Linked DNA regions of Homo sapiens: all the other regions are linked to region 2. A link is an interaction called in ENCODE POLR2A ChIA-PET data of the cell type or tissue named here. Cell type or tissue: MCF 10A. All regions are shown on one strand. Links, peaks and the distances in the headings refer to the core of each region. The heading gives the core; the rest is flanking DNA. Region 1 holds the start of LOC128092248. Region 2 has its middle 23 kb from the start of FIBCD1-AS1. Region 3 overlaps LOC124902288 (a long non-coding RNA gene).

Region 1 (10,381 bases), core at 2,483-7,482, 250 kb after region 2:
CTCAGCCTCCCAAAGTGCTGGGATTACAGGCGTGAGCCACCACGCCCAGCCTGTCCAAATAACCTCTTTGAGAATCGGATAGCCAGGCACGGTGGCTCACGCCTGAAATCCCAGCACTTTGGGAGGTCGAGCCAGGTAGATCATGAGGTCACGAGATCAAAACCATCCTGGCTAACAGGGTGAAACCCCGTCTCTAATAAAAATACAAAAAATTAGGCTGAGGCAGGAAAGAGAATCGCTTGAACTCGGGAGGTGGAGGTTGCAATGAGCTGAGATTGTGCCACTGCACTCCAGTCTGGGCAACAGAGCAAGGCTCTGTCTCAAAAAAAAAAAAAAAAACAAAAAAAAACCTGACAAATTTAACTTTAATGCCTATAGGATCCAATAATTGCACTTCCTCCCACCTTCTAATGTATACAGATACTTAGTATAATTTTATTTTATTTTATTTTGAGACAGGGTCTCACTCTGTCACCCAGATTGGAGTGCAATAGCACCATCACAGCTCACTGCAGCCTTGGCTTCCCAGGCGCAGGTGATTCTCCCACTTTAGCCTCTTGAGTAGCTGGGATTACAGGCGTGTACCACCACGCCCAGCTAATTTTTTGTACTGTTAGTAGAGATGGGGTTTCGCCATGTTGCCCAGGCTGGTCTTGAATTCCTGGGCTCAAGTGATCCATCTGCCTTGGCCTCCCAAAGTGCTGGGATTACAGGCATGAGCCACCGCACCTGGCCTTAGTATAATTTTAAGAGTAATGAGAATTAGTGTTTGTTTTGTTTTTTTGAGACAGAGCCTTGCTCTGTCACCCAGGCTGGAGTGCGGTGGCATGATCTTGGCTCACTGCAACCTCTGCTTCCCAGGTTCACGTGATCCCTCTGCCTCAGCCTCCCATGTAGGTGGGACTATAGGTGTGTGCCACCATGCCGACTAATTTTTGTATTTTTAGTAGAGACGAGGTTTCACCATGTTGGCCAGGGTGGTCTCGAACTCCTGACCTCAAGTGATCCGCCCGCCTTGGCCTCCTAAAGTGCTGGGATGACAGGCGTGAGTCACAGCGCCCGGCCTACAGTGTTGATTTATCAAGTGTCTATTATTTTAAATAAAGTTTTGAGAACCATAAGTGGTTTTACCTGATGGTAAATATTTTTTTTTTTTTTGAGACAGGGTCTTGCTCTGTTGCCCAGGCTGGAGTGCAGTGGCGCAATCACAGCTTACCACTGCAGCCTCGACCTTCATTTCAATAAAAGGCAACTCTATTCTTCCAGTTATTCAGTTCGAAAACCTGAGAGTCACACTTGGCCCCTCTCACACCCCCATATCCCACATCTAATCCGAGAGCAAATCTTGTCGGTTCTGACCCTCCACCCAGTGCCACCACTTTGGTCCAAGCATCATCACTCTTACCTGGCTCTGTGCAATCAATGCCCCCGTGGAATCCCTGCTCCCTTGTCCTCCTTCAGATCATAGCAGCCAGAGAGATTCTATTTCATACTGAAACATACATCAGATAGTATAGTCCCCTCGGAAAATTCTCCAAGGCCTTCCCACATCATATGAATCAAAGTCAAAATCCTTGAAATGGGCCAATAAGGCCACCCTCTCCTTCAGCCATTCTCTTCCCACCCTCCATTTTACCTCCTGCATCTCTCCTTTTGCTCTTTGCTCTGGTGCAGTGGCCTCTAGGCTGCTCCTTGAAACTAGCAAGCTCTGCCTCAGGTTTCTGCATCCTGGTTCCCTCGGCCTGAAATTCTTTCACATATTTCAACAGGGCCTGCTGCTCATCTTCCTCCTTCGGGTCTTTAATCAAATGCCGCCCTCTCAGTCAGGCCTCTCTAGCCACCCTAACTAAAATTACACCTCCTACCCCATTCCCTGTCCCCTTCTCTATGTTATTCTTCTCCTCAGCACATATCACTAACATATCTGTATTTTATTTACTTAGCTTATTTATGATGTGTCTCCTCCCACTAGAATGTAAGTTCTAGGAGGGCAGGGATTGTTTTGTTTACAAATATATCATCAGTGACTACAACACGACCTGTCATAGTCTGTGCTCAATAAAATAAATGTTTGTTGAAGGAAGAAGGAAACACTAAGGAAAAAGTTGACTACTAAGTGCTTTCAATTGTTGTACCAACTCTCCCAAAAGTGAATTTTCTTAGTCAAGCCACTGAAATTTGAAAGGAACATATGGTGCATGAAATATTTAATAACATGGTTTCCTCTTTTCCCTTGTAAATATGACTAGCCCTTTGACCCTGAATGATTCTGGCAAAAAGTTGCCATCTGCCCACTCTTTCAGATTCACCATCAACAACAACACCAACGCTATTCTTGGCTTCCAGATCCATGTCTGCTCCAACACCGTACATTTCTGAATTCAAGTTTTTCAATCTAACCTACATGGATATTAACCAACTCTAGAAAGATCAGCCTATGAAAGATCGCAAACAATCTGTAACACAAAATAACATGGTATTCCCTTAGAAAAAGAATACCCAGGGTCCAAAGAAATTGGTTTGTCTTCAGACACAACTTAAGCAAATTCTTTCATAAAAAGGGATCTGAAAAAAGTGACAGGTTGGGCTGTCATCAATTCAGTTTTTATTTTTATTTATTTATTTATTTTGAGATGGAGTCTCACTCCGTCGCCCAGGCTGGGAGTGCAGTGGCGTGCAATCTCAGCTCGTTGCAACCTCGACCTCCTGGGTCTAAGCAACTCTCCTGTCTCAGCCTCCCGAGTAGCTGGGACTACAGGCACCTGCAACCACGCCCAGCTAATTTTTGTATTTTTAGTAGAGACAGGGTTTTACCTTCTTGGTCAAGCTGGTCTCAAACTCCTGACCTCAGGTGATCCACATGTGTCAACCTCCCAAAGTGCTGGGATTATAGGCATGAGCCACCGTGCCTGGCCTCAGTTTTTAAATCTTCGAATTTTTCGTATTATAAGATAACCCAAGTTTGTTGTAAAAAGACACTTGGAACATCACACAAACCAAAAAGAGAAAGTTTTCTCCGATTCCACCTAAAGCTCCAAGTCCCTAGAGATAAAAATTTCGGTGTAAAATCCTTCCATACTTTTTTTTCCTGGACATACACAAATAAACAGATATTTTTGTTTTACAAAAATGGGGCCATACCATAAATAATGATTTTCAAATTGCTTTTTTTCTACTCACCACAACACAGACATCATTCAGTGTTAGTACTTCAGCAACAAACATCCCTATGTGCCTTCTTGATAGACTTTCCATAGCAACAGTTCTCAAACTTTGTTTTGAGATGGGGTCTTGCTCTGTTACCCAGGCTGCAGTGCAGTGGCGTGATCATGGCTCACTGCAGCATTGGCCTCCCGAGCTCAAGTGACCCTCCCACCTCAGCCACTCAAGTAGCTGGGAACACAGGTGTGATAACACGTCTGGCTAATTTCTTTTGTTCTTGTTGTAGAGACAGGGTCTTCTTATGTTGCCCAGGATGATCTTGAACTCCTGGGCTCAAGCAATCCACCTGCCTTTGGCCTCCCAAAGTGTGAAATTACAGGCATAAGCCACAGTGCCTGGCCTCAAACTTTTTAATCTCAGGCCCTTGTCACACTCTTGAAAAATAACCGAAGGCCCCTAAGAGGCTTAGTTTGTGTAGGTTATCTCATCAATAGTTACCACATTAGAAATGAATACTGAAATTTAAAAACATAATTATTCATTTAAAAACAAATATTTTTATTACTGGAAAATAACTGTTTTCTCCCCCCAAAACAGACTTTCTAGATAACCGTAGATATTGTTCTTTGATGCTACATCAAAACATGGTAAATGGTAGTTTCTTTTTTTTTTTTTTTTTTTTGAGACAGAGTCTCATTCTGTTACCCAGGCTGAAGTGCAGTGGTGCGATCTCAGGTCACTGCAACCTCTTCCCCCGGGGCTCAAGATATTCTCCTGCCTCAGCCTCCTGAGTAGCTGAGATTACAGGTGCATGCCACCACGCCCATCTAATTTTTGTATTTTTAGTACAGACGGGGTTTCATCACGTTGGCCAGGCCAGTTTCGAACTACTGACCTCAAGTGATCCGCCTGCCTCATCCTCCCAAAGTGCTCGGATTACAGGCGTGAGCCACCACACCCAGCCAGGAATTTCTTTTTTTTTTTTTGAGACAAGAGTTTCGCTCTTGTTGCCCAGGCTGGAGTGCAATGGCGTGATCTCGTCTCAATGCAACCTCCGCTCCGGGGTTCAAGCAATTCTCCTGCCTCAGCCTCCTGAGTAGCTGGGATTAGAGGCATGTGCCACCACGCCCGGCTAATTTTTTACTTTTGGTAGAGACAGGGTTTCTCCATGTTAGTCAGGCTGGTCCTGAACTCCCGACCTCAGGTGATCTGCCCACTTCGGCCTCCCAAAGTGCTGGGATTACAGGCGTGAGCCACTGTGCCCGGCCTAGCCAGGAATTTCTTAAAGGCTGGCTGCCTTTAAGAAACTCTACCAATGAACTGTATTTTTTTTTTTTTTTACCCCCCAGAGACACGGTCTCCCTCTATTGCCCAAATTGGAATGCAGTGCTGTGTTCATGGCTCACCGCAGCCTCGACTCTTTGGCTCCAGTGGGAGCTTGGCTAATTTTTTAAATTTCTGTAGAGGTAAGATCTCACTAGATTGCACAGCTGGGTTCGAACTCCTGACCTCAGGTGATCCACCTGCCTCGGCCTCCCAAAGTGCTGGGATTACAAGCACGAGCCACAGCACCTGGCCTCCATTTTGCACTTTGAATGGATCTTTAACCTGTGCATGATTTTATATCATGCATTGATCATTTAGAAAATAATGGTTTGGCTGGGCACGGTGGCTCACACCTGTAATCCCAGCATTTTGGGAGGCTGAGGTGGCCAGATCATTTGAAGTCAGGAGTTCAAGACCAGCCTGGCTAACATGGTGAAACTCCATCTCTACTAAAAATACAAAAATTATTCACTTGTGGTGGTGCATGCCTGTAATCCCAGCTACTCAGGAGGCTGAGGCACGAGAATTGCTTAAACCTGGGAGGTGGAGGTTGTAGTGAGCCGAGATCATGCCACTACACTCCAGCCTAGACAACACAGCAAGACTCTGTCGCAAAAACGAACAAAAAAGAAAATATTGATTTACTGATTTATGTAGATCTTCCAAATAATACATTTCATTATAAGATATTAAAATATGGCATCTGTAAATATTACCACCAATCTCTATATCACAGAGGCAGATAAAAATTCTCCATTAGCCAGGCATGGTGGTGCACACCTGTAATCCCAGCTACTTGGGAGGCTGAGGCAGGAGAATCGCTTGAACCCGGGAGGCAGAGGTTGCAGTGAGCCGAGATTGCACCACAGCACTCCAGCCCGGGCGACAAGAGCGAAACTCTACCCCGAAGAGGAAAAAAAAAAAATTCTCCAAAATCCTAATTTTCACTGGAAAGCTAAAATTTCATCATTGGCAACAAATGCTACCTGTTGTTTTCTTTGAAAGATTCCTTCATACACTTTTTAGTCTGAATAACCATAGTTTGTCATAGTTTCAAGTAAAAATGGCAGTCCATGAAAAAAGTGGCTAGTTCAGTTTGCAACCCAACCACCAAAGTGCTTTTCCTGGAGATAATCATTATACTTTACTGTACAGAAGTGCTTGATGCATACCCCCCTTTTTAACCCACAGAATATTAAGAAGACATACACAAGGGTCAAAATGTAATAAAATTAATAATTTTTGCTGCTTCATCAAGGTATTGTCCAGTGAAAACTAGCCAGGCGCAGTGGCTCACTCCTGTAATCCCAGCACTTTGGGAGGCCAAGGTGGGTGGATCACCTGAGGTCAAGAGTTCAGGACCAGCCTGGCCAACATGGCGAAACCCCGTCTCTACTAAAAAATACAAAAATTAGCCGGGCGTCAGTGACGCGTGCCTGTAGTCCCACCTACTTGGGAGGCTGAGGCAGGAGAATCGCTTGAACCCAGGAGGCAGAAGTTACAGTGAGCCGAGATCGCCACACTGCACTCCTGCACTCCAGCCTGGGTGACACACAGAGACTCTGACTCAAAAAAAAAAAAAAAAAAAAAAAAAAAAAAAAGGACATTTTTCAGTGAAAAGTGGATATATATGTGTGTGTGTGTGTGTATATATATATTTAGTTTGTTTAACTGTGAGTGCACGTCATGAAGAATGCAATGACTACAAGTATAGTTAGGTGCCACAACCCTGAATCATGCTAAGACACCTGCTTTACTTTTGTACCATTACTGCAAACGTCAACACAGCAAAAGAGACAAGACCTTGGTACTCTATTAACAAGAAAATAGTTTTAGCCTCTCAACCCCTGAAGAGATATCAGGGACACACAGGGAACTACACTGCTTTCTCTACTAGCTTCCCAGAATGGGATTACTGGGTCATTGGCACGTACATTTCAAATTCTGATAAGTTCCGCCAAAGCTCTCCAAAAAGTCTGTTCCAATTTTCACTATGTAAGGTGCATGATCATCACTAGTTAAAATGTAAATAATTCACTTTTTAAATCCTGAATTTGGGAACCATCATAACAACACATTACCATATTTGCCTGCCTAAAAACAAAGCTAAAATAGAACTAATGTTTCAAGGCAAAGTAAAATCCAAGCACCCGGATTTATTTAGATGAAGTGAATATTTTCCCGTAAGAAAGTAAAACTTCAGCTGTCAAATGCAAGTTCATCCAACAGAAGCCTTTGTTGACTGCAGTCACCCAATGTTGGGGTATTTCTGAATGAATTTCAAAGTATAAGCCACTGGCACACTTCATACGTTTGCTTATAGGATAGGTGGGCTCAACTGATTTTTTAATATAAAGGACACAATCCAAAAAATGTCAGGCTGCAACAGTACAAACAGTAACCCTAATTAACTGGTTATAGACATCAGTGTAAGCCGACCCTTAGCTTTAACTTCGCACAGAATTACTGGACATGAACAACATAAAATGTACGGGCAGCATTCAAATGCCAAATATGTTCATAAAAATGTCACAGATAACCTTTATTGGCCCAAATATCATTCTAAACAGGGAGAAGACAGGATGAAAGCTTCATCAACGAGGAAGAGATTACTCCTTATGGAAGGTAAGACAGAAGCTGTCTATCTAAAATTCACAAGGAATGCTGCTTCCCCACTTGATTTTTCCCACATGGCTCCAAAGTGAGTATTTTCAAGTCCTACTTACGAAGGAAAAGGTCAAGGATATTAGCGTCAACCAGTATCTATGATTCTTAACTTTCTCAGGAACACAAACCACTTTGAGAATATGATAAAAGCTCTCTGTAGACAAAGCAGTAAAGAATCCATGCTTGTCAGAAGAGCCCACGACTTCGGTTAGAGCAGAATCATAGAACCAGGGACCCTAAGAAACCACTGAAGTCCAGCCCCTCAGGAAACTAAAGCCCTGGAACAGTAAAGTGGCTTGTCCAAGGTCAACAGTGAATTAGCAGAGGAATCAGGCAAGAAATAAGCAACTCAAATAGATTTTGAATAAAGCCGAAGTCACGAAGTAACTTTTTCTTATACAAAGAAAGTTCCACTAAGAGATAACTACAGTAACAAATTTATTAAGTGGAATTGGAAGGAACTGTCGCAAGTACTGTTGTTCAAAGTTCCTTGAAGGCCTAAGATGAATGCATGAGGAAAACCATGAGCAGAAATTTTGAAAAGCACTCACCATGTTCCACAAAAACATTGCAGTGTGGACCCCCATGCCTCGATGATTCCTTCTTCCCTGCTCCTTTGATAAAATGCAGGGCAGGCAAGCTTGGCCTTCTTTGGTCCCCAAGTACTTTTCCAGGCTGCTGCCCCATAAAGTAATAATAGGTACCCCTTTCCAGAAGAGGGTTCAAGATCTTCCAGAACGGTCAGCGAGCGTAGAGGGAAATGGCATATACGTGGGATTTCACATTCGCTGCATCTCCACAAGTCAGCAATTGAAGTCAATCACAGAAAGACATCTTCCATAACAAAAGGAAGCACTTTTTTTAGGTTGACACTTGCAAGCAGGAGTTCCAATTATTTTCGCGGTTATCAATTTCATGTAATTGCAATGTTACCCAAAAGTTTCTTGATTTGTTTTAAACGGGCTGAATAACAATTTCTTTTCAAGAAGAAAAACCTAAACAGAAATATTCACAGGGGATGCTGAAAAGGGTCAATAATGCTAGTCATTTCAATTCTCACACATAAAGGAAACGCTGATGGTCTTTGGCTACTCCTCCAGAACTTTTCCTGTGGAAGTCACCAACCCCCTATCTTAGCTTCTTCATCTTCCAACAAATTTCCTGCCGAACTAGTGGCCGCTCTCGCTTCTCTGCTTTGCTCTCCGGAAAAGGACACGGGTCACCCAGATTTCAGCGAGTTTGCCCTCGACTCTGACGAAAAGGAATGCATTGCCAGCAACTTTTAAGTCCGCTTTTTAAAAGGCCTGTGGAACCAATCCAGACTTTTCCTTTGCATTAAAGTTTTTGGCTGAGCTGAGACTAAGGGGGCCGTAGGTGACATTGGAAGAAGTCAGGGCATTAGAGGCTCGCGGGAGCCACCTTGGGGGAAGGGGAGACCCCTTGACAGCAAGGGAGGGATTTGAATGGGAGGCTCCGTGGCCAAAGTTGGGGCCGGGATCCGGAATAAGGGGCGGCTTGGGGCTGAGGGAAGCTGTCGGGGCGCGGCACGGGCAGCTTACTCCGGGGCGACGCTCTTCCACGCCTCAGAAAACGGGGTGTCCCAAGCTGGGGGAAACAGACCACCCGCAGTGTCCCAAAGCCGGGGCGGGGCTGTAAGGGACGAAGGACTCTCGCGGCCCAGACAGCGGAAGGCGGGCCCCGTGTAGAGGAGGCCCGGCCGCCTCAGCTGCCCCAAGCCCGGGGGTCTCTGCCCGAGACACCCCCTCCCCCGGCCCCGGACGCTGACACCACCACCGCCCTCAGGCAGTCACATCTCCCGAGCTCCGCCGAGGGACCCAGCCGCCCCCCGCCGGTAGGGGCCGTGGACAGCGGAGGGGCTCCTCAGCCGCAGGACCCGGGAACCGGCTCCGGCTCCAGCGCTGCTCAGGCACAGACACCAAACCCCGCGGCCGCCATGATGGATTACGAGCCGCTCCACAACGAGGCCAGGCCCCGCCCTCGGCCCCGCCCACGGCGACGTCCGGAGCCCGCCTCGAGGGGACCCGGATGCCCCAAGAGCCGCTTTCCCGGGACACCGCCGCCCCTCCCGGCTCTGGTCCCACTGCCTGCGAAAGCCCGGCCCGGCACGACCTTTTAAATGTGGCTTCTCTGAGCGCAAGGTGAGTGGTAAGGAAGCACCCGCCTCCTCTGTATTGCCATTGGCCTCCGAGAATCCGGGTCAGGCCTCTTTCCTCCGTCCCATTGGCCGGTGGGAGCAGTAGGGTTGGATCTCCCAGCCAACCGTGTTCGGCGCAGTCCGCGGTGCGTGCCGGGAGTTGTGGTCCCATGGCACGCGCCCGAGTCCGCCTGCACCAAGACTCCTGGCCCGGGCCCCGACTTCTGGGGCTCGGCCCCGCCCTCCTGGGACCTGGTAGATTCTTGCCGGCCTAGCGTAGGCCGGACCGCGTCTCCCCGGCGCGAGTAGTGAGACCTGGAAGAGCCAAAGCGAGGGAAAAATTGCGGATTGGATTTTCCTGGAAGCGGAGTCGGATAACCTCCTTCAGTCTCTAAGGGAGAAAATTTGGCTCGCTCCTAGAAACCAAGGTTTTTGATGCCTTTCAAGCCCTTCACCCTCCAAAAAGCATAAATATTAGAACTAGCGGGCCGGGCGCGGTGGCTCACGCCGGTAATCCCAGCACTTTGGGAGGCCGAGACGGGCGGATCACCTGAGGTCGGGAGTTCGAGACCAGCCTGACCAACATGGAGAAACCCCGTCTCTACTAAAAATACAAAATTAGCCAAGCGTGGTGGCACATGCCTGTAATCCCAGCTACTCAGGACGTTGAGGCAGGAGACTCGCTTGAACCCGGGAGGTAGAGGTTGCGGTGAGGCGAGATGGCACCATTGCACTCTAGCCTGGGCAACAAGAGCGAAACTCCGTCTCAAAAAGAAAAAAAAAAAAAAACTAGCGAAGAAATATACAGACATAGGGAAAACATCCGACATGTTGCTAACGAATTCAACTGTTTCTTTGGGCATTAGGAGGCTTACTCATTACAGAAAAGGCATTTGTTGGGTTTGCCAGGCGCTATCAGATGTTTGCCCCAGAACGAACCTTTAACATTATAAACATTTCACAGGTGGACACGTGTTCACATGAAAACATCCTCTATATTAGCCGAGAAAATGCCCAGATGGTTGGGTTTAGCAAGTCGGCAGAACCAATGACCTAGATGTGCCAAAGCCA
Region 2 (10,381 bases), core at 3,212-8,211:
TGGCGCGATCTCGGCTCACGGCAAGCTCCACCTCGCATGTTCACGCCATTCTCCTGCCTCAGCCTCCTGAGTAGCTGGGACTACAGGCACCCGCCACCACACCCGGCTAATTTTTTGTATTTTTAGTAGAGACGGGGTTTCACCGTGTTAGCCAGGATGGTTTCGATCTCCTGACCTCGTGATTCGCCTGCCTCGGCCTCCCAAAGTGCTGGGATTATAGGCGTGAGCCACCGTGCCTGGCCTGTGTCTGGCTTCTTTCATTGAACATGATTTTGAGGTTCTTCCATGTTGTAGTAGGTGCCAATACTTCACTCCTTTTTATTGCTGAATAATATTCTATTGCATGGATAGACCCACATGTTCTTTATTCGTTCATCCACTGATGGACATCTGAGCTGTTCCCATGTTTTGGTGATTGAGAACAATGCAGCTATTATCATTCGTATACAGGCATAGCTTGGATATATTACAGGTTTCATTCCAGACCACTACAATGAAGCAAATATCACAATAAAGGGAGTTACACAATATTTTTGGTTTCTCAGTGCATATAAAAGTTAAGCTTGGCCAGGCGCAGTGGCTCACACCTGTAATTCCAGCACTCTGGGAGGCCGAGATGGGTGGATCACGAGGTCAGGAGTTGGAGATAAGCCTGGCCAACATGGTGAAACCCTGTCTCTACTAAAAATACAAAAATTAGCTGGGCGTGGTGGTGCACGCCTGTAATCCCAGCTACTCAGGAAGCTGAGGCAGGAGAATCACTTGAACCCAGGAGGCGGAGGTTGCAGTGAGCTGAGATTGCACCACCACACTCCAGCCTGTGTGACAGAGCAAGACTCTCTCTAAAAACAAAAAAAAAAAGTCAAGCTTACATGACACTGTAATCTACTAAGTATGCAATAGCATTATGTCTAAAAAATGTACATACCCTAATTAAAAATATTTTATTGCTAAAAAGTGCTAATGATCATCTGAACTTTCACCAAGTCGCCATCGGTTTTCCGGTGGAAAGTCTGGCCCTGATGTTGGTGACTGCTGACTGATCAGGGTGGTGGTTACTGAAGGTTGGGGTAGCTGTGGCAATGTCTTAAAATCAGACAACAGTGAAGTTTGCCGCATCGATTGAGGCTTCCTTTCACAAAAGACTTCTCTGTAGCATATGATGCTGTTTGATAGCATTTTATCCACAGTAGAACGTCTTTCAAAATTGGAGTCGATCCTTTTCCCGCTGCTGCTTTATCAACTAAATTTATGAAATATTCGAAATCCTTTGTTGTCATTTCAACGATGTTCACAGCATCTTCACCAGGCCTAGATTCCATCTCAAAAAACAACTGTCTTTGCTCATCCATAAAAAGCAACTCCTCACATTCAAGTTTGATCATGAGATTGAAGCAATTCAGCCCTATCTTCAGGCTCCACATCTAATTCTAGTTCTCTTGCTATTTCCGCTACATGTGCAGTGACTTCCTCCACTGAAATCTTTGGGTTTTTTGTTTTGTTTTGTTTTTGAGATGGAGTTTCACTCTTTTTGCCCAGGCTGGAGTGCAATGGCACCGTCTCGGCTCACCACAACCCCCACCTCCCAGGTTCAAGCAATTCTCCTGCTTCAGCCTCCCGAGTAGTTGGGATTACAGGCATGCACCACCACGCCCGGCTAATTTTGTATTTTTAGTAGAGACGGGGTTTTTACGTGTTAGTCAGGCTGGTCTCGAACTCCCGCCCTCAGGTGATCTGCTCGACTCAGCCTCCCAAAGTGCTGGGATTACAGGTGTGAGCCACCGCGCCCAGAGGAGGTTTGTTGTTTGGTTGGTTTTTGGGTTTTTCTTTGTTTTTGTTGTTGTTGTTTGTTTTTTTGTTTTTTTGAGATAGTCTCACTCTGTTGCTCAGGCTGGAGTGCAGTGGCGCCATCTTGGCTCACTGCAACCTCTGCCTCTGAAGGTTCAAGCAGTTCTCGTGCCTCAGCCTCCCAAGTAGGTGGGATTACAGGCATGTGCTGCTACCCCTGGCTAATTTTTTGTATTTTGAGTAGAGACAGGGTTTTACCATGTTGGCCAGGCTGGTCTTGAACTCCTGGCCTCAAGTGATATACCTGCCTCAGCCTCCGAAAGTGCTGGGATTACAGGTGTGAGCCATCGCACCCGGCTGCTCCACTGAAGTCTTGAACTTCTCAAAGTCTTCCATGAGAGTTGGAATCAACTTCTTACAAACTCCTGTGAATGTTGATATTTTGGCGTCCTCCCATGAATCACGAATGTTCTTAATGGTGTCTATAGTGGTGAATCTTCCCAGGTTTTCAATTTACTCTGACCAGATCCATCAGAGGAATCACTGTCTGTGGCAGCTGTAGCCTTATGAAATATATTCTTAAATAAGCTGACTCGAAAGTAGAAATTACCCGTTGATCCACGGGCTGCAGAATGGATGCCAGGTTCGCAGGCATGAAAACAACATCAACCTCCTTGTACATCTCCATCAGAGCTCTTGGGTGACCAGGTGCATGGTCAATGAGCAGTAAGATTTTAAAAAGGAATCTTTTTTTCTGAGTGTTGGATCTCAACAGTGGGGTTAGAATATTCAGTAAGCTATGCTATAAACAGATTTGCTATCATTCAGGCTTTTTCTTTTTTAAAATTATTTTATTATTTTATTATTATTATTTTTGAGACAAAGTCTCGCTCTGTCACCAGGCTGGAGTGCAGTGGCCCGATCTCGGCTCACTACAAGCTCCCCCTCCCGGGTTCACGCCATTCTCCTGCCTCAGCCTCCCGAGTAGCTGGGACTACAGGCGCCCGCCACCACGCCCGGCTGATTTTTTTTTTGTATTTTTAGTAGAGACGGGGTTTCACCGTGTCAGCCAGGATGGTATCTATCCCCTCCTGACCTTGTGATCCACCCTCCTCGGCCTCCCAAAGTGCTGGGATTACTGGCGTGAGCCACTGTGCCCGGCCTTTGTTTTCTATTTATAGAGCACAGACCGAGTTGACTTGGCATAAGTCTTAAGGGCCCCAGGATTTTTGCAATGGTCAATGACCATTGGCTTCAACTTAGAGTCACCAGCTACATTATCCCCTAACAAGGGTCAGCCTGTCCTTTGAAGCTTTGCCAGGCATTGACTTCCCTCTAGCTATGAAAGTCCTAGATGACATCTTCCAACAGAGGGCTGTTTCACTTACATGGAAAACCTAGCGTTTAGTGCAGCCACCTTCATCAATGATCTTAGCTAGATCTTCTAAACGACTTGCTGCAGCTTCTCCTTGCATTTTTGTATTATGGAGAGGGCTTCTTTCCTTAAACCTCATCACCCAACCTGTGCTAGCTTCCAACTTTTCTTCTGCAGCTTCTTCACCTGTCTCGGCCTTCACAGAATTGAAGAGAGTTAGGGTCTTGCTTTAGATTAGGTTTTGGCTTAAGATGTTATGGCTGATTTGATCTGCTATCCAGACCACTGAAACTTTCTCCGTATCAGCAATAAGGCTGTTTCACTTTTCTTTTCATTTGTGTGTTCCCTGGAGTAGCACTTTCAATTTCCTTCAAGAATTTTTCCTTTGCATTCACAGCTTGGCTGTTTAGCACAAGAGGCCTTGCTTCGGGCCTGTCTTGACTTTTGACACGCCTTCCTCATTAAGCTTAATCAAGCCTAGCTTTTGATGTAAAGGGAGAGACCTGGGACCCTTCCTTTCACTTGAACTCTTTTTTTTTTTTTTGAGATAGAGTTTTGTTCTTGTTGCCCAGGCTGGAGTGCAATGGCAAGATCTCAGCTCACCACAACCTCCGCCTCCCTGGTTCAAGAGATTCTCCTGCCTCAGCCTCCCAAGTAGCTGGGATTACGGGGATGCACCACCACGCCTGGCTAATTTTGTATTTTTAGTAGAGACAGGGTTTCTCCATGTTGGTCAGGCTGGTCTTGAACTCCCGACCTCAGGTGATCTGCCCACCTCGGCCTCCCAAAGTGCTGGGATTACAGGCGTGAGCCACTGCGCCTGGCCGTCATTTGAACTCTTAGAGGCCATTATAGGGTTGTTAATTAGCCTACTTTCAATATTATTGTATCTTAGGGAATAGGGAGGCCCGAGGAGAGAGAGAAAGATCAGGAGGGCTGGTCGGTAGAGCAGTACCAACACAAACAGCATTTATCATTTAAATATGCTGACATATACGGGTGCAGTTAGTGGTGCCACTAAACAATTGTTTACTGTAATTGTTACTACTGATGTTACAGTAGTAACATCAAAGACCACTGATCACAGGTCGCCATAGCAGATATAATAAGAATGAAAAAGTCTGATGGGCCAGGTGACACCTGTAACCCCAGCACTTTGGAAGGCTGAGGCAGGAAGATCACTCAGGGTCAGGAGTTCAAGACCAGCCTGGGAAACATAGTGGGACCCCACCCCAATCTCTACAAAAATAAAGATAAAAAAATGAACAGGTCATGGTGGTGCATACCTGTCTTCCTGGCTACTCAAAGGGTTGAGAAGGGAGGATTCCACGATCCGAGGAACTCAAGGCTACAATGAGCTATGACTGCATGACCACACTCCATCATTGGTAACAAAACAAGATGGTCTGTAATAAAATAAAATAAAATAAAAAATAAATAAAAACTTTAAAAAGGTTGAAATGTTGCAAGAATTACCAAAATGCGACATAGAGACATGAAGTGAGCACACGCTGTTGGAAAAATGGCACCGATAGACATGCTTGACACAGAGTTGCCACAAACCTTCAACTTGTAAAAATCACACAATAAAATGAGATGTGTGTGTACTGGACCATGTGTGAATGTCAGGTTTCATTCTCTTGGGCATATACTTGGGAGCGGAATTGCTGGGTCAAATGGTAACTCTGAAAGAGTTATGGAGTCTTGCTCCATTGCCCAGGCTGGAGTGCAGTGATGCGATCTCGGCTCACTGCAACCTCCACCTCCTAGGCTTGAGCGATTCTCCTGCCTCAGCCTCCTGAGTAGCTGGGATTACAGGCGCTCACCACCATGCCCAGCTATTTTTTGTATTTTTAGTAGAGACGGGGCTTCACCATGTTGGTCAGGCTGGTCTATGAACTCCTGACGTCAGGTGATCCGCCTGCTTCGACTTCCCAAAGTGCTGGGATTACAGGTGTGAGCCACCGTGCCCGGCCTAGGCCCATCTGTGCACTTCCTTGTAAAATCCAGTTTTAGCAAAGAACCCTGCTAAATCAGTGTGGTCAGAACCCCTAAACTGGATATCCGATCAGGCTCCTCATCCTCCACCATCCCCGAGGTGATCTGATCCCCTGGCCCATCAGCAAGAATCCTGCTGGGCTGGTTTAGGCAGAATCCTCCTTTCCTCTAATGTTTCCTCGTGGGGATTTTTCACTCGCTGACCCCCCGCCCCCCCGCCCCGCACCCTGCTCCTCGGCTATTAATCTCCACTTGTCCAGGCTGTGTTTGGAGTTGAGCCCAATCCCCCAAGCCTCAGGCTCCCTTGCCATGGTCCTTGATGATTCTGAATAAAGTTTTCCTAACCATGTCTCCTAACAAGTGCCATTGAATCATTTTTTTTTCTTTAATAGAGTGAGCTAAGAATGGTGTTCGCATTTTTAAAGGGTTGTAAAAAGGAAATCAAAGATGCATATGCAGAGTCTAAAACATTTACTGTCTGGTTCTTGACAGTTTTCCGACTATCATGGTGGAGCTCTCCAGCCTTGGGGAGGGGAGTGGTGAGGTTTGGGGCATGAGACACCGCACGCCGCAGGGGCACAATCTCCCACGGCCCTTGCCCTAGGCCTGGGTGCTGGCCGAGGGACGCACTGCCAGGCTGCTCACAGCCCAGCCCCTGCCTGGGTCCCCAAGTGCCAGACGTCAGTTCTCCGTGGCTCCCATCCCAGGAGGAGGTGAAAAATGTGACACCTATAAGTGGGACATTAAAGTTTAATGGGGGCTGATGCATATTTAATGGGGCTTAACAAAGCATCCTTAAAGACATCCCAGACAGCCCCCCGGGGCGGGGGCATGCTGCCGCGAAAGCTGCCCTGCCCACTGCAGCCGGTGCTCCCTCATCTGTCTGGTGGCGTCCCTAGGAAAACTTGGCATTCCAAGCTCTTGCCAGAGCCAAGTGTGGGCCTGCGGTCTCCGAGGGAGCTGCCCTTTCATTATTAATATTATGAGAATGTCTGACGGGCCACGTGAGTCACAGGGATGTGACTCAGTCTGCCTGCCCCATTCCAGGAAGCCTCTGTTGGACAGAATGGGAGGCCTGCCCCCTCCTCCCTCAGTCCCTCTGTTCCCCAACCTATGTCAGGAGCCACAGCTGGAGTGGAAGGTCAGATGGGGACATCCTGGGAGTGGGGGTGCACAGAGATGGGATAAGATGGGTCCCTGTCATTGACTCCAAAATAACTGCCTGAGACTCGGAGATCCCGCATTCTTTGAATCAGGGCATCTTGGAAGGGCTGCCGTGGACACACCTGAGTCCAGAGGTCCAGGCCTGCTGGCTGTGAGCTCTGACACAGCAACAGGAACTGCATGGCCGTTGTTTCACTGCTCCCCCACCCCCATTGACATGACCTTGGGACCACAGCCTACTCTCAGCTCACCCCTGATATTTCTGGGGTCTCCAAGTGTTTCTCATAAGGAGCCCGCCAGTCCTTATTGATGTCTTCACAGGCCGTGAAGCAGAGGAAGCTTTTCCTCTCATGCTTCATCTTGGCCTGGTGAAGGATGGCGGTGACCTAGAATTCTCAAGTGGCAGGTCCCCAAGACTCAGCCCCATGCCTTGTCCTGGTCTCAGCACTGACCCATTCATCCTCAGTTACCTGTGATGTATAGACTATGCACAGTGCATCCCTGTAGGCTGTCCCTACAACACAATCTGACCCTACAGCACAACCTGTCCCTACAGCACAACCTGTCCCTACAGCACACCCTGTACCTGTAGCCTCTACTTGCAGCACAGCCTGTCCCTGTAGCCTGTACCTGCTGCACAACTTGTCCCCATAGCTTGTACCTGCAGCACAACCTGTCCCTGCAGCCCAGCCTTTGCCTGTAGCCCAGCCATACTGTATTTCACTTCTGGGTGTCTTACTTCCTCCTCAACTTCCCCCATGGGGTGTTCCAGGGCTCCCCCACAGCTCAATACATCCAATATGGAGCTTCAGATCTACCCCAAACGCCTGGTCCTCACCCAAGCTTCCCTGCTGAGGTGAATAGCATCCCATTGTCAAAAGGCCCGGACCAGACACTCGCCGAGGGGCTCTCCTTGAAGCCTGTCTCTCCTAAACATGTTTCTAGCCCTTAGGCCCTGCTGACTTTGTCATCCTCCTCCCAACCCTGGTCCAAGCCACATCACCTCTCCTGGCCTCTGTGCAGCCCCAGCCAACCCCTCGATCCATTTCCCTTCAGGATCAGAGTGAACTTCCAAGTACCATCTGATCACGTGGGGCTCCCATTTAAAATCTGTCAGTGGGTTCCTGGTTCTCTCTGAAACGAGACCAAATCCCTCCCACTCACCCCTGTCCCAACCCAGATATAAGCCCCACTGACACTCCCAGTGCCCAGGGATGCCGGCCCCCTTCTGCCTCAGGACTCCCTGCACCACCAGCGTCAGCAGGGACGCATGAGATTGGCCACCCCCACTTGGTGCCATTTGTCCAATTGCCCTTGATTGAGGACCTGCATTGGGTCAAGGCCTGGTCCCTGGACCCCAAAGCAGCACTATGGAGCCCCAAGTGTCCCAGGGTCCATCCTCGGAAGAGCCCCTTCCTTCAAGAGACACATCCCCTTACTCTAGTTGCATCCCCCCACCCCCCTTGATGTCTGGGGACCCTGGCTCAGCTGTCCTGGGCCCAGTCAGAATCGCCGGCGAGGCTGGCCAGGAGCCTGGGCCCAGTTGGAATGGGCCAATGTCAATCTGTTGTGTGAGAAGGGAGGCCTCCCCGATGTGCAGAAGTTTGGGATGTTAATCCACAGAGCATCCATCTGGGTCAGGGATTTGAAGATGTGTTCTGCAGTCTCAGGTTCTGCGGGGGCTGAAGGCAGGGGCTGCTGGAGGGGGAATGGGAGGCCAGCAGGGTGCCCTGGGCCCTTCAATAACCACCTCCCAACCCTTGGGACGGGGGTGGTTCTGTATGAAGTCACATTTGAACAGAGTATTCCAACCACAGTCGAATCCAGACACCTCATTTCACAGATGGGGAAAGTGTAGCTGGGCTGGGTGTGGGGGCTAAGGGTGCTCTTCTTGGTCACAGCCGAGCCCCAGGCTTGTGGGGACCTATCAGCAGGGATGGAAGTTAGTATGAGAAGGCGGAGGGGGTTGGTGACATCTGGAGTAGCTAGTCATGTCTCTGGGTTCTTGCTCGAGAAGAAGCAGGTGTCCTGGCAGCTTTGCAATGTCTCTCCAACCCCCTTCAGTTTCCACCCCTACCAGGCACCCCGCACCCATCATCCAAGGCGGCACAAAGAAATCAGCCGTCCTCACGTTTGGGAAACATTTTCTACTTCGTTTGCCATTTGTTATCTCTCTTTTTTGACAAAAACATTCTCCCAAACATCTTGCGGGGGGTTGTGATTTCACGATTCAAGATTCTCTGGTGCTGAACCTTGGTGATTTAATGATTCTAGGGGTAGGAGATTCCCATTCAGTGTCTGGGGGGACAGGCAATAGGACAGGTCTGACGGCACCCATACATGCGGGCGGCAGAGCCCATCCTGGCCTCAGCCACCTGCTCCTCAGCTCGGCATGAGTCCTTCCCAGCAATCATGTGAGCTGAAAGAAAGTTCCAGGGCAAGGTCCCAGTTGCTGGCTTCTGGAGGGAGGAGTTGAAAGACCCTCACCTCCACTGTCCTCATCAGGGGCACGAAGGAAGCTGCTCAGCAGGTGTGAACTGATCCCAGGTTCTGGATGGGGCTGCCTTGATGGAGGGCGGTCACTGTGCATGGACCTGCCGGAGCAGATGACCACAGCTCTCCCAGTCTTCCTTCTCCAGGTTTGAGAGCCCCCCCTCCTCCCATGAAAACCTGGGTGGGTTGTCCAGATACCGGCCTCAGGTAGGAGGGCAAAGCCGACCCTACATTGTCCTGGTTCTCTTGGGGCCTCTGGTGAGAACTGACTTCTTTTTCCTGGTGGGCACCTAGGGGGTCGGACGAGCTCCCTCACACGCCATCTTGGTCTGGGCAGTTTAGACCTGAGTTGTTCCAGGCTAGATGAAACTCTACATGAAAACTTCCAGAGTTGGACAGAGTCAAATTCTACTTCACCTTCCATTCACCATCATCATCCCTAGAACCAATCTCCCTCTGGGACCTCAAAGGATGGGGTGTCCAGGCTCTAGGGCAGGATTCCTGGGTTCCTGGCCAAACCATATCCAACAGTGCCCAGTCCCACCCCCTCTCCCTTGGGTCCTCCCAGGTGGCCCCTGCTTGCCTGAGACCCATGGGCACCTTTGGGGCTGGAGCTGACCAGTTTATCCCGTCCAGCTCCTTATAAGCCTTGCACTTCTGACATCAATAATTTATGGGGATATCGGGATGCAGGGGGGCTGGCAGAGTGATAGGTAGGGGGTACCAGAGGCAAATCTGGGACTAAATTAGGCAGGTGCTTTGTGAGCAGGCCCCAAAGGGTGGGCCCGAGCTAGATGGCTTTGGAACCTGGTCATCAAGAAACTGACAGACACTGGGCCCTGTGGGCAGGTGGGGAGTTTCCACTCCTTGCATGGCTCAAGGCCCCATTCAGATTCAGCCCAGGCCCCGAGGAGTCCCTGAGGGTCTAGGGGAGAATGGGGTCAGGGTGCAAGAGGGGGAAGGAGGGCCCTTGAGTAAAAGTAGTGGGAGGTGTGCTAGTGAAGGTGATGGTGGTCACGCTGGTAGTGCTGGGATGGTAGTCACAGTGCTGATGTGAGGAGTGGTGGTGATAGTGATGGTGGTAGTGATGGTATAATGGTGATGGTGGTGGTGATGATGGTCGAGGTGGTGACAGTGATGGAAGTGGTGGAAGTGATGGTGATGGCAGTGATGGTGGTGGTGGTGGTGGTGACAGTGGTGGTGATGGTGGTGATGGTGGTGGTGGTGGTGGTGGTGTTGGAGGTGGTGATGGTGATGGTGGTGGTTGTGGTGATGGTGATGGTGGTGGTTCTGGTGATGGTGATGGTGATGGTGGTGGTGGTGGTGGTGGTGGTGATGGTGATGGCGGTGGTGGTGGTGATGGCGGTGGTGGTGGTGGTGGTGATGGCGGTGGTGGTGGTGATGGTGATGACAGTGGTGGTGATGGTGGTGATGGTGGTGGTGGTGGTGGTGGTGTTGGAGGTGGTGATGGTGATGGTGGTGGTGCTGGTGGTGATGGTAGTGGTGGTGATGATAGCGGTGATGATAATAACAACAGCAGTGAACATTTATTGAGCCACTGCA
Region 3 (10,381 bases), core at 2,322-7,321, 170 kb after region 2:
CCGAGGAGTTACTATTGGCAAATTTCAATTATATGGTACTTATAAAATAAGTTACACACTTTATCATCATGATATTAATAATGGTCAACACTTCACTTACTGTGTACTTACAATGCCTCAAGCACTTTCTATGCAATATTCCATTGAAATCCCATCAAACCTTTTAAGGAAGTGCCATTATCTAATCCGTATTTTTTTGCAAGATGAAATTGAGGCCATAGGATAAAGTTATTTGCCCAGGGTCACAGCTAACACATGATAGAACCTAGATTAGCACCTAGACTAGGGTATGTCTACCCCTTAGAAGTACATGAAGACTTTCCATGGGTTATTGGACATGGATTACTTTAAAGGAGTAAACTGTCAAACCTCTACCTGCTCTTTGCTCTTTCCTAGTGTCAATCTGCCTGAAACGATGCACCTGTAACCCATCAATAATTCTTTCCCATGGCCCTTTCGTGGTCACACTTCATGCATTTTACAAAAGCAAAGCTCACCTTGCACTTATCCTAAATCTCACTATGGAGCATCTCCGATGGGTGCAAACACCTCCAAGAGGCCAAACGCTGCTCCAAATACTGGCGTAAGTGAAGCCTCCTTTTCTCATGGCACCTTACTTAGCCTACAGCTTTATGACTCCCCTGGCTTTACAGATATTTCTATTAAGGATAAAGCAAAGTGCTCTTCTGAACTCATATACATCATAGAGTGGGTGGTGTGTGTAAAGATGATTTTTGTTTAACCACCTTGCTTCCTCCATTCCCTTCCAATTCTTTTTTTTTTTTTTTTTTGAGACGGAGTCTCTGCCACCCAGGCTGGAGTGCAGTGGCACGATCTTAGCTCACTGCAACCTCCGCCTCCTGGGTTCAAGCAATTCTTCTGCCTCAGCCTCCCGAGTAGCTGGGACTACAGGCATGCCCCACCACACCCAGCTAATTCTTTTTTGTATTTTTAGTAGAGACAGGGTTTCACCATATTGGCCAGGTTGGTCTCAAACTCCTGACCTCGTGATCCACCCGCCTCAGCCTCCCAAAGTCCCAGGATTACAGGCGTGAGTCACCATGCCCGGCCCCCCCTTCCAATTCCTAAAGAATCCGTTGTTACTGTGGGAAGAGGCCTGGAGAACAAAGCCAAGTATGCCATACAAAGGCATGGCAGGACATACTAAGGTACAGGTGCTTTATTTCATCCAGATGAGAAACCATGGCAAAGTGCTGTAGGGTTTTCAAGAAACAGAAAAGCCATGCTGGAAAATACCACTCCATCTCACAGCATGCCTCCTCTGCACTCCCACTATCTCAGTAGTTAGATTAACTTCATAGGAATATGTTACAGACTCCACTGCAAGCGATACTTAATAACCATCACTAATATAGCTTTTCTAAGTCCCACAATTAGTATGGTCCAATGTCTTTCTCTGCCTTTTGTTAATGATGTCCACAAAGTAAATTAAACTGTACTCTGAGAAGCAGAGCCTTCACTTTCATGTATGAGTGTGGGGTAGAATGTTTCAAAACTGCAATGTGGAAAGAAATGTCTCAAATACTCAAAAAGCCAGGAGAAAAAGTTATGAGGGAATATTCAACAAACTTAATAGTGAAGTGATTAAAAAGATTTTTCTTATTTTGTTTTTCAAAAAGCAAATGCTACCTTTGTAATAAAAACAATTTCAATCAAAAAGTATTTGACAGAACAAGAATTAAAAACTAATCTTTTGCCTACTTCTACTATTTCTTCTGGAAGCTGTATCAATTCTGACCTGCTGAAGAAATTAAATCAAGGAGGGGAAGGGGAGAGAAAGAGAGAGGGAAAAAAGTGAAAAGACATGGGGCACAGTCTCTTGATGCAGTGTTTGAACTTGAGAACAGGTCCGTGTTCTTGGAAACAGAAATATGCACCTAGAATCACAACACATCAGCCATGGGAGAAGAATATCCCGTGTTCTTCTATTTGGCAAACTATTCCTATATGGAACGTGTTTGGAATAACTGTCAAACATAGAAAAGGTCTTAGCAACAAAGATTTAAATGTTAACCAGCAAGCTGTTAAATATTTTGTATGGAGTCACCACCTAATACTTAAATACGGAAGCCAGGCGTGGTGACTTGTAATCTCAGCACTTTGGGAGGCTGAGGAGGGCGGATCACTTGAGGCTAGGAGTTCGAGACAAGCCTGGTCAACATGGCAAAACCCTGCCTCTACTAAAAATATGAAAATTAGCTAAGCATGGCGGCACACGCCTGTAGTACCAGCTACTGGGGAGGCTGAGGCACGAGAATCGCTTGAACCTGGGAGGCAGAAGTTGCAGTGAGCTAAGACCATGCTACTGCACTCTAGCCTGGGCAATAGAGCGAGTACTTGTCTCAAAACAAAAACAAAACAAACAAAAAGTATCCTATTCATTAAAATATAATTAATTATAAGCTAAGTTCTCCAAAGACAAGAATAAATCTTACGATAGAATATGACACAACGAAGTTTATTCAAAGTTCTTTTTTTTTTTTTTTTTTTTTTTTTTTTTCGAGATGGAGTCTCACTCTGTCGCCCAGGCTCGAATGCAGTGGCGCGATCTCGGCTCACCGCAACCTTTGCCGCCTGGGTTCAAGCGATTCTCCTGTCTCGCCCTTCCAAGTAGCTGGGATTACAGGCGCTTGCCACCGTGCCTGGCTAATTTTTGTAGTTTTAGTAGAGACAAGGTTTCACCATCTTGGCCACCCTGGTCTTGAACTCCTGATCTCGTGATCCACCCGCCTCAGCCTCCCAAAATGCTGGGATTACAGGCGTGAGCCACTGTGCCTGGCCAAAAAAAAAGTGCCTTTTTTTTTTTTTTTTTTTTTGAGATGAAGTTTCGCTCTTGTTGCCCAGGCTGGAGTGCAATGGCGTGATCTCAGCTCACCGCAACCTCTACCTCCCGGGTTCAAGTGGTTCTCCTGCCGCAGCCTCCTGAGTAGCTGGGATTACAGGCAAAAAAAGTTTTTTTGTTTTTTTTTTAACAAAAGGCAGAGAAAGACATTGTTTTTTGTTTATTTATTTATTTTTTTACCTGTGAGCCCACATCCATAAAGTTAGCAGACTATGTCATAGTCAAGAGACTTTGCTTTATGAACTAGCTGATTTAGTTTGCTCACAAGCTTTGAAAGAGTCTTTTTTTAAAGGCCAAGTTTAAGACACCTTAGACCATAGAAATATGTGTATTTCCTGGCCATTCGATCATTTGAAGGCCAGATTTTATCAAAACAAATGAATCACTGTTTCTCCTTCCTTCATCAGGCTAGCGTGCAGTGGTGTGATTGATCTCGGCCCACTGCAACCTCCACCTCTCAGATTTAAGTGATTTTTGTGCCTCAGCCTTCCAAGTAGCTGGGATAACAGGAACGCACCACCATGCCCAGCTTTTTGTAGAGATGAGGTTTCGCTATGTTGCCCAAGCTGGTCTTGAACTCCTGGGCTCAAGCAATCCACTTGCCTCGGCCTCCCAAAATGCTGGGATTATAGGCATGAGCTATGGTGGCCAGCCAAAAAGTTCTTAATGAGTTGCATATATGTTTTATAAATCCCTATTTTTTATCTTATTATTATTTTTTTGAGACGGAGTCTCACTCCGTGACCCAGGCTGGAGTGCAGTGGCACTATCTTGGCTCACTGCAACCTCTACCTCCCAGGTTCAAGCAATTCTCCTGCCTCAGCCTCCCGAGTAGCTGGGATTACAGGCATATGCCACCACACCCAGCTAACTTTGTATTTTTGGTAGAGACAGGGTTTTAGCCTCGAACTCCGACCTCAGGTGATCCGCCAGCCTCGGCCTCCCAAAATGCTGGGATTAGAGGCATGAGCCACCGCGCCCAGCCTATAAATCCCTATTTTTAAAAGGCACTCTCATAAACATTTTTAAATAAAGTAATATAAACTTGTTTTAGAAAAGTCAGAGCAGGACTACTAGTATCTTATTTTATATTTCTATCCAGTCTTTCCTAAAATTTAAATATTGTGGTATCATACCTAAAATAGAAATGTCTATCCCACTTTAAAACATGTTGATTATTTAATTAGTCCAGCTCTGGCTTTTTTGTTAAGAATTGTTCATGTTTACAAAGTGAAAAATACTCATTCTCTCTTTTATCTGTTTTGTCCATTGAGACTGCTAGACATCAGAATCCCTTAAAGGGGAGACACCTAAGCAACAAAAGAATGTGGTCAGTTTTGCAAAATAAAGTTATCACTTAAACCTTCAAGCTACTGAATACAATCATCAATATATCATAACTGGACACAACGTAATTCATAAGTGTGATGACTTCAAGCAGAAGTTTCTAATCTGTCGTGCGAGCACATATGATACTGTCGGGAAAACACTTTTAAAATTAAGAGCAAAGGAACAGCTACAAGGAACAGACTATTCTGGAACCACTTCCAGGAACAGGCTTTGTTTAAACAAAATGTATTAAGTGAAACCAGCTGTATTAAGGAAAGGTCAGTGCCATCTGAAGTGGAATTCTAAAACCACCCACTTCATAATATCAGGGCATCCTTCCTGTTTTTTGAAGGAAATACTCAGTGGCAAACTAGCTACAGGACCTCAAGGCAAGGAGCAGTTCACCAATGGACAAAAGGCCCAACTGCATGCAAATGGATGCTCACAAGAAACCACTTGGGTAACACTAACTAGGCCAGCCAGCTTTAGGCCTCCATACCAGTCATATCAAGCAGTGCTGAAGAAACGGGAAGGGACTCACGGACAGCAAAAGGGAGATTAATCTACTATTTATGGTGTATTTTTGAGGGTACCAGAAAGAAGAAACCTGCAGTCAGAAATACTCAGTATATTCTGCCCTTTTGAAAGCCAAGTGAGTCCATTGTTCCTGGGGTAAGAGGAACTCTAAAATGCACACTTTTGTCATGTCTAAAAAGTAACACAAATCTCAAGAAGAGTGGAACCTACATTGTAACTAAGGTTCCATTATTTAAAGTCATTTTCCCTAACTTAATAACAAAAGCATAAGAAAGAGCTTGCTCCTTCAAAGACTTTCTCGGGGTAACATAATCTGGGCCTTTATGAAGTCAGGGAACCCCGTCAACAGTGATCACCAGTTATGAAAGCATTTCCCAATGTCTCACCCAATACAGCCAGTAAGACTGTAATCAAAACAATGCAGTTGAGAAATGCAGCCACTAATCATTTTATTTTGGAAACCAATTAGGGAATGATGAAGGAAGGAGAAACAGTGATTCATTTGTTTTGATAAAATCTGGCCTTCAAATGATCGAATGGCCAGGAAATACACATATTTCTATGGTCTAAGGTGTCTTAAACTTGGCCTTTAAAAAAAGACTCTTTCAAAGCTTGTGAGCAAACTAAATCAGCTAGTTCATAAAGCAAAGTCTCTTGACTATGACATAGTCTGCTAACTTTATGGATGTGGGCTCACAGGTAAAAAAATAAATAAAAAATGAAAAATAAAATAAAAACTGCCTACTGGCAGTTACAAACGTTGCAGTTTGCAACGTTTAATTCAACAAGATAGTAATGTGTCATGATCCAATGGCAACAGTCCCCAACCCTTTTGGCACCAGGAACTGCTTTTGTGGAAGACAATTTTTCCACAGACTGGGGATGGGGCCACTGAGGGGTGGTTCTGGGATGATTCAAGTGCATTACATTTATTGTGCACTTTATTTATATTATTATTACATTGTAATATATAATAATTATACAACCCACTGTAATGTAGAATCAGTGGGAGCCCTGAGCTTGTTTTCCTGCAACTAGACAGTCCTATCTGGGAGTGATAAGAGACAATGAGAGATCCTCAGGCATTAGATTCTCACTAGGAGCACGCAACCTGGATCCATCGCATGTACTGTTCACAATAGATTTCATGCTCCTATGAGAAACTAATGCCGCCACTGATCTGACAGGAGGCGGAGCTCAGGCAGTAATGAGTACTATGGGGAGCGGCTGTAAATACAGATGAAGCTTCATTGCTTACCTGCCGCTCACCACCTGCTATACGGCCTGGTTCCTAACAGGCCACAGACCATGACCAGTCTGTGGCCTGGGGATTGGGGACCCCTGATCTATGGAACAGTGGTGGCTTGTGTTTGAAACTGCACTCAATAACTTGGTTTACCTGCCTCTTTTCAAGCAAGCAACACTCAGTACTAAAATTGCAGTCAAAATGTACGACACAGCTTGCACAGACTCTAGTTATTTCTCAGAAAAAATAGTCTGAAACTTCTAAAATGCATAGAGAGGACAATCAGCAAATATCAAAAGTGTGAAGAATGTTCCAATTACAGGAAATCCTGATTAGTATGGATACCACCAATTTAAAATTCATGATAATTAAGGCCCAGTTAGACATCACAATATGTATGCGGAAGAAAGGGGGCAGATGCTGGAGGAGTTGGAGAGGTGATGGGCAAATAGATCTATGGAAAAAACTTTTAAAGAAATCCATCAATACTGACAGGAATACTAAAAATAAGCAAATTCCATGTGAATCTTATTGGCTGATTAAAAAGTATTACCCTTGGCCAGGCGCGGTGGCTCATGCCTATAATCCCAGCACTTTGGGAGACTGAGGCGGGCAGATCACCTGAGGTCAGGAGTTCGTGACCAGTCTGGCCAACATGATGAAACCCCGTCTCTACTAAAAATACAAAAACTAGGTGGGCATGGTGGCGGGCACCTGTAATCCCAGCTACTCGGGAGGCTGAGGCAATAGAATTGCTGGAACCTCAGAGACGGAGGCTGCAGTGAGCCGAGATCGTGCCATTGCACTCCAGCCTGGGTGACAATAGTGAAAATCCATCTCAAAAATAAAAAGTATTACCCTTTGGTAGCATTTTGTAAGCCGTCAGTTTGTAGAGGCAAGATGGTGTTAGTGAAAAAGCACCTGATTAGAAACTAGAAAGCAGCTGCATGGGGTAGTTCTGGGGCTCTGCCACTTTCTAACTTAGTGATTACAGGCAAGTCATTTAACCTCTCTGAGGATCTTAGCTCTACAGTAGGGACAACATCTGTCATCTCAAAGACATCAAATGAGATGTCATACGATCAAATTTGCCAAGTGTGGTGACGTAAACAAAAGGTACCATATTATTTGAACTATCTCTTGAAATGTCCTACTCAACATTTTTCACGCATCTTAAACCCTCTTATACCCTCCCCCAATTCCGTACTTCTTCTCCTTGTGCCATTCAGGGTCCCAGGTCAGAAATCACATCTGACATGGCTCCTGGTGTGTCATGGAGAAAGGGGGAGAACTGAAGGACTCATAGGACCACTAGGGGTAGGGAAGTAGCTGATGGGAACTGGAAAGGGAAAAAAAGCATCAAGATGAGGAGGAATGAAATTAAAGTCATCCTGTCCCTGGCAACACTGCCAAGACTCACTTATGTTACCATGCGAGCTACCATGTGAACTTGAAGGGCAGAAAGTAAAATCCTCTAGTTGAGCAAACAACTCAGTGGCAAGAGAAAGGAAAAATGACACATTAGCAGTGGGAAGCTTAAAGTCCTGGAGGCTGTAAGACTCGACGTGTAAATGGTGGTGTGTCCTGGGAAAAAGGTAGGCCTTCTCCCAAAATGAGCCCCAAGGGACCCTGTGTCTACTTCCTGGGTGAAAATGAAATTCTGTCGTTAACTTGATTTCTTTCTTGCATCCTGTCTCGGTTTAAGTCTAGGCTTGGTTCTGAACCAAGTGTGATCTTTAGGCAAGTTAATGCATCTCTCTGGATCAACTTAATGTTGTCTTAAATTTTAAACCTTCCTTCTTGGTGTCATTTCCCTTCTTCTTGAGGATGTTCTTTAGTGATGGTATTAGTCAGCATTCTCCAAAGGGACAGAACTAATAGGATATATGTATATATGAAAGGGAGTTTATTTGGGAGAACTGGCTCACATGATTACAAGGCAAAGTCCCACGATATGAGGTCTGCAAGCCGGGAAAGAGAGCTCGTAGTGGCTCAGTCCGAGTCTGAAAGCCTCAAAACCAGGGAAGCCAACAGTGCAGCCATTAGTCTGTGGCAAAAGCCCAAGAGCCCCTGGCAAGCCACTGGTACAAGTCCAAGAGTCCAAAGGCCTTAGAACCTGGAGTCTTATGTGGACGGGCAGGAGGAGTGGGAGGAAGCATCCAGGATGGGAGAAGGAAGGAAGCCAGGAGACTCAGCAAGCTTATCCCACCTTCTTCTGCCTGCTTTGTTCTAGCTGCACTGGCAACCAACTGGATGGTGCCCACCCACGTTGAGGGTGGGTCTTCCTCTCCTAGTCCCCCAGCTCAAATGTCAGTTTCCTCTGGCAACACCCTCACACACACACCCAGAAACAATCCTTCAACCCAATCAAGTTGACACCTAATATTAACCATCACAGTGATGAATTCTCAGCAGTAAATTCTTTTTGTTTTTATTTATCTAATGTCTTTATTTCACTTCGTTCTCATTATTTAAAGGCTGTTTCATGGCTACACAATTCTAGATCAACAGTTATTTTCACTGCCTACTTTGAAAACACTGTTTCAGTAGTTCCACTCTTGGTATAGAAAAGCCAGCTGGCATATGAATTGTTGTTCCTTTGTAGGTAATCTGTCTTTTCTCTCTTCCTATTTTTAAGAATCGTTTCTGGTTTTGATGTTCTATAGGTTCACAGGTTTACTGATATGTTTAGACATGAATTTCTTTCCTTTCCTTCTTTGCCGCTTTGGAATTTGATGGGCTTCCTGAACCAGAGAATTTTTGTCTCTCATTACCACCCTTAGAACCTGTTCCAAGAGAGGCCCCTACCCTAGATTCTATAATTTAAAAGACTCCACCTCTCCCCACAGGGCAAGGGGCCTGAAGGCCCAAGGAGATGCACCCACCCTGAGTCTGATCACCATATTCTAGGTATCCAGGATCCTGGAATTCCCTACTTAATTGAATCCATGCCCACATTCAGGACTTGCATGGGCCTTTTCCACAGGTCTATTATCAAAGTGGAATGCTGGCCCGACACAGTGGCTCATGCTTGTAATCCCAGCACTTTGGGACGCTGAGGCAGAAAGAGTGTTTGAGGCCATGAGTTCAAACCCAGCCTGGGCAGCACAGCGAGACCCTGTTGCTACAAAAAATAAAAATAAAAAAAAAATACTAGGTGTGGTAATTAATGTAGTCCCAACTACTCAGGAGGACTGCATGAGTCCAGAAGTTCAAGGCTGTAATGAGCTATGATCAGACCACTGCACTCCAGCCTGGCCAACAGAATGAAACCCTGTCTCTAAATAAATAAATAAATAAATAAATAAATAAATAAAATAAAAATGAAAGAAAGTAGAATGCACCAGCATACGGGCATAGGCCAGAGTTGCCACCTACAAGCATGCTTGTGAGGAGCGTGAACACAGCTTAGATATGCAGGCTGAAGTATGTACACATGTGTGCATGAGGCCCCTCACAGCATGGATAAAGCTGCGGGAAGAAAGACAAAAGGGTGGGGGCCACAGGCGAAGGTCTGGCTCACTCTGTGCTGCTATGTGCCAGCATAGAGCTCTGTGGAGTTCAAGAACTCTACATTTAAACCTCATCTTCTAGAGTATCAGAGAGACATATTTGTCAAGGTAGGAGTATAGACATATTTTATTTCACAGTCTGTCACATTTGTAACTTTTAAATATTTAGACATGGCCTATGGGCCTCCGTTTAAACTGTTGTGCTAGCTTCCACAAATGACAGACAAAGGCCTGTTGTTCATCAATTGTGAAGATTCTCACTCATTATCTGTTTCAATATTCTCTCTTTGCCATTCCCTGTAGTATCTTCTTCTGGAACTCCAATTAGACATAAGTTGGACCTTCTCACTATATCTCTGAGCCTCTCGTGGTTTACATCCCTTTGTTTCTATTAGCTTCAGTCTGTGTTATTTCTTCAGACTTATCTTCTAGTTCACTAATTCTGGTTTCTGCTGTTTCTATTCTAACATTTAACCAATCCATAAATTTTTTATCTCAATGATTATGCTTTTTACTTCTGAACATTATATTTGATTTTTAAAAATAAAACTGCCTGGTTGTTTTTGATGTATCTCTCTCTTTCCTCATATTTTCAATTCCTTCTTTTGCTTCCCCAAAGGTAGTAAATTAACTTATAGTCTATATTCAATATTTCCAATATCTGAAATTGTCAGGAACAACTATTGTTTCTACTGACTCTTGCGCATGATATCTTGTTTCAGGGTGTGTGTGTGTGTGTGTGTGTATGTCCTTTTTTGGTGTGTTCATATTGGCTGCAATGATCTATGGAAACTCTGAGTTAGGGAAGACTTAAACTTGCTTTTGTCAAGCACCCAGGGATGGTAAAAACCTAGGTCCACTCTAAATCAAGATTTCCAACTTGCAGCTATTGGA

What was found. ChIA-PET counts read pairs that join two places held together with the same protein. Peaks named below come from ENCODE experiments on the same cell type or tissue, not always from the same donor. Only the 100,000 strongest peaks of a DNase experiment are listed, where the experiment ranks them.
Region 1: POLR2A ChIA-PET joins it to region 2 with 5 read pairs; 2 of 35 experiments call an interaction of 5 or more read pairs at or near these places.
Region 3: POLR2A ChIA-PET joins it to region 2 with 5 read pairs; 4 of 35 experiments call an interaction of 5 or more read pairs at or near these places.

The regions. Positions count from the first base shown.
Region 1 is chr9:130,711,781-130,722,161 of GRCh38, reverse strand. LOC128092248 reads right to left here and starts at 8,536. Exons shown (of 1, transcript NM_001414901.1): 1 at 8,438-8,536. The coding sequence starts at 8,536. The coding sequence ends at 8,438. It also overlaps a transcript of ABL1 not described here. RefSeq lists a silencer at 8,812-9,451 and an enhancer at 9,089-9,765. In MCF 10A, for the core only: no CTCF peak of the experiment used is centred there; no DNase peak of the experiment used is centred there.
Region 2 is chr9:130,958,535-130,968,915 of GRCh38, reverse strand. No RefSeq gene overlaps it. Among named protein-coding and RNA genes, the nearest start is that of FIBCD1-AS1, 23 kb to the right of the region's middle. RefSeq lists enhancers at 5,266-5,852, 5,853-6,440 and a silencer at 8,153-8,327. In MCF 10A, for the core only: no CTCF peak of the experiment used is centred there; a DNase peak (open chromatin) is centred at 6,145.
Region 3 is chr9:130,789,377-130,799,757 of GRCh38, reverse strand. The region is part of intron 2 of LOC124902288 (a long non-coding RNA gene); the gene reads left to right. It also overlaps a transcript of ABL1 not described here. Among named protein-coding and RNA genes, the nearest start is that of ABL1, 41 kb to the left of the region's middle. In MCF 10A, for the core only: no CTCF peak of the experiment used is centred there; a DNase peak (open chromatin) is centred at 5,117.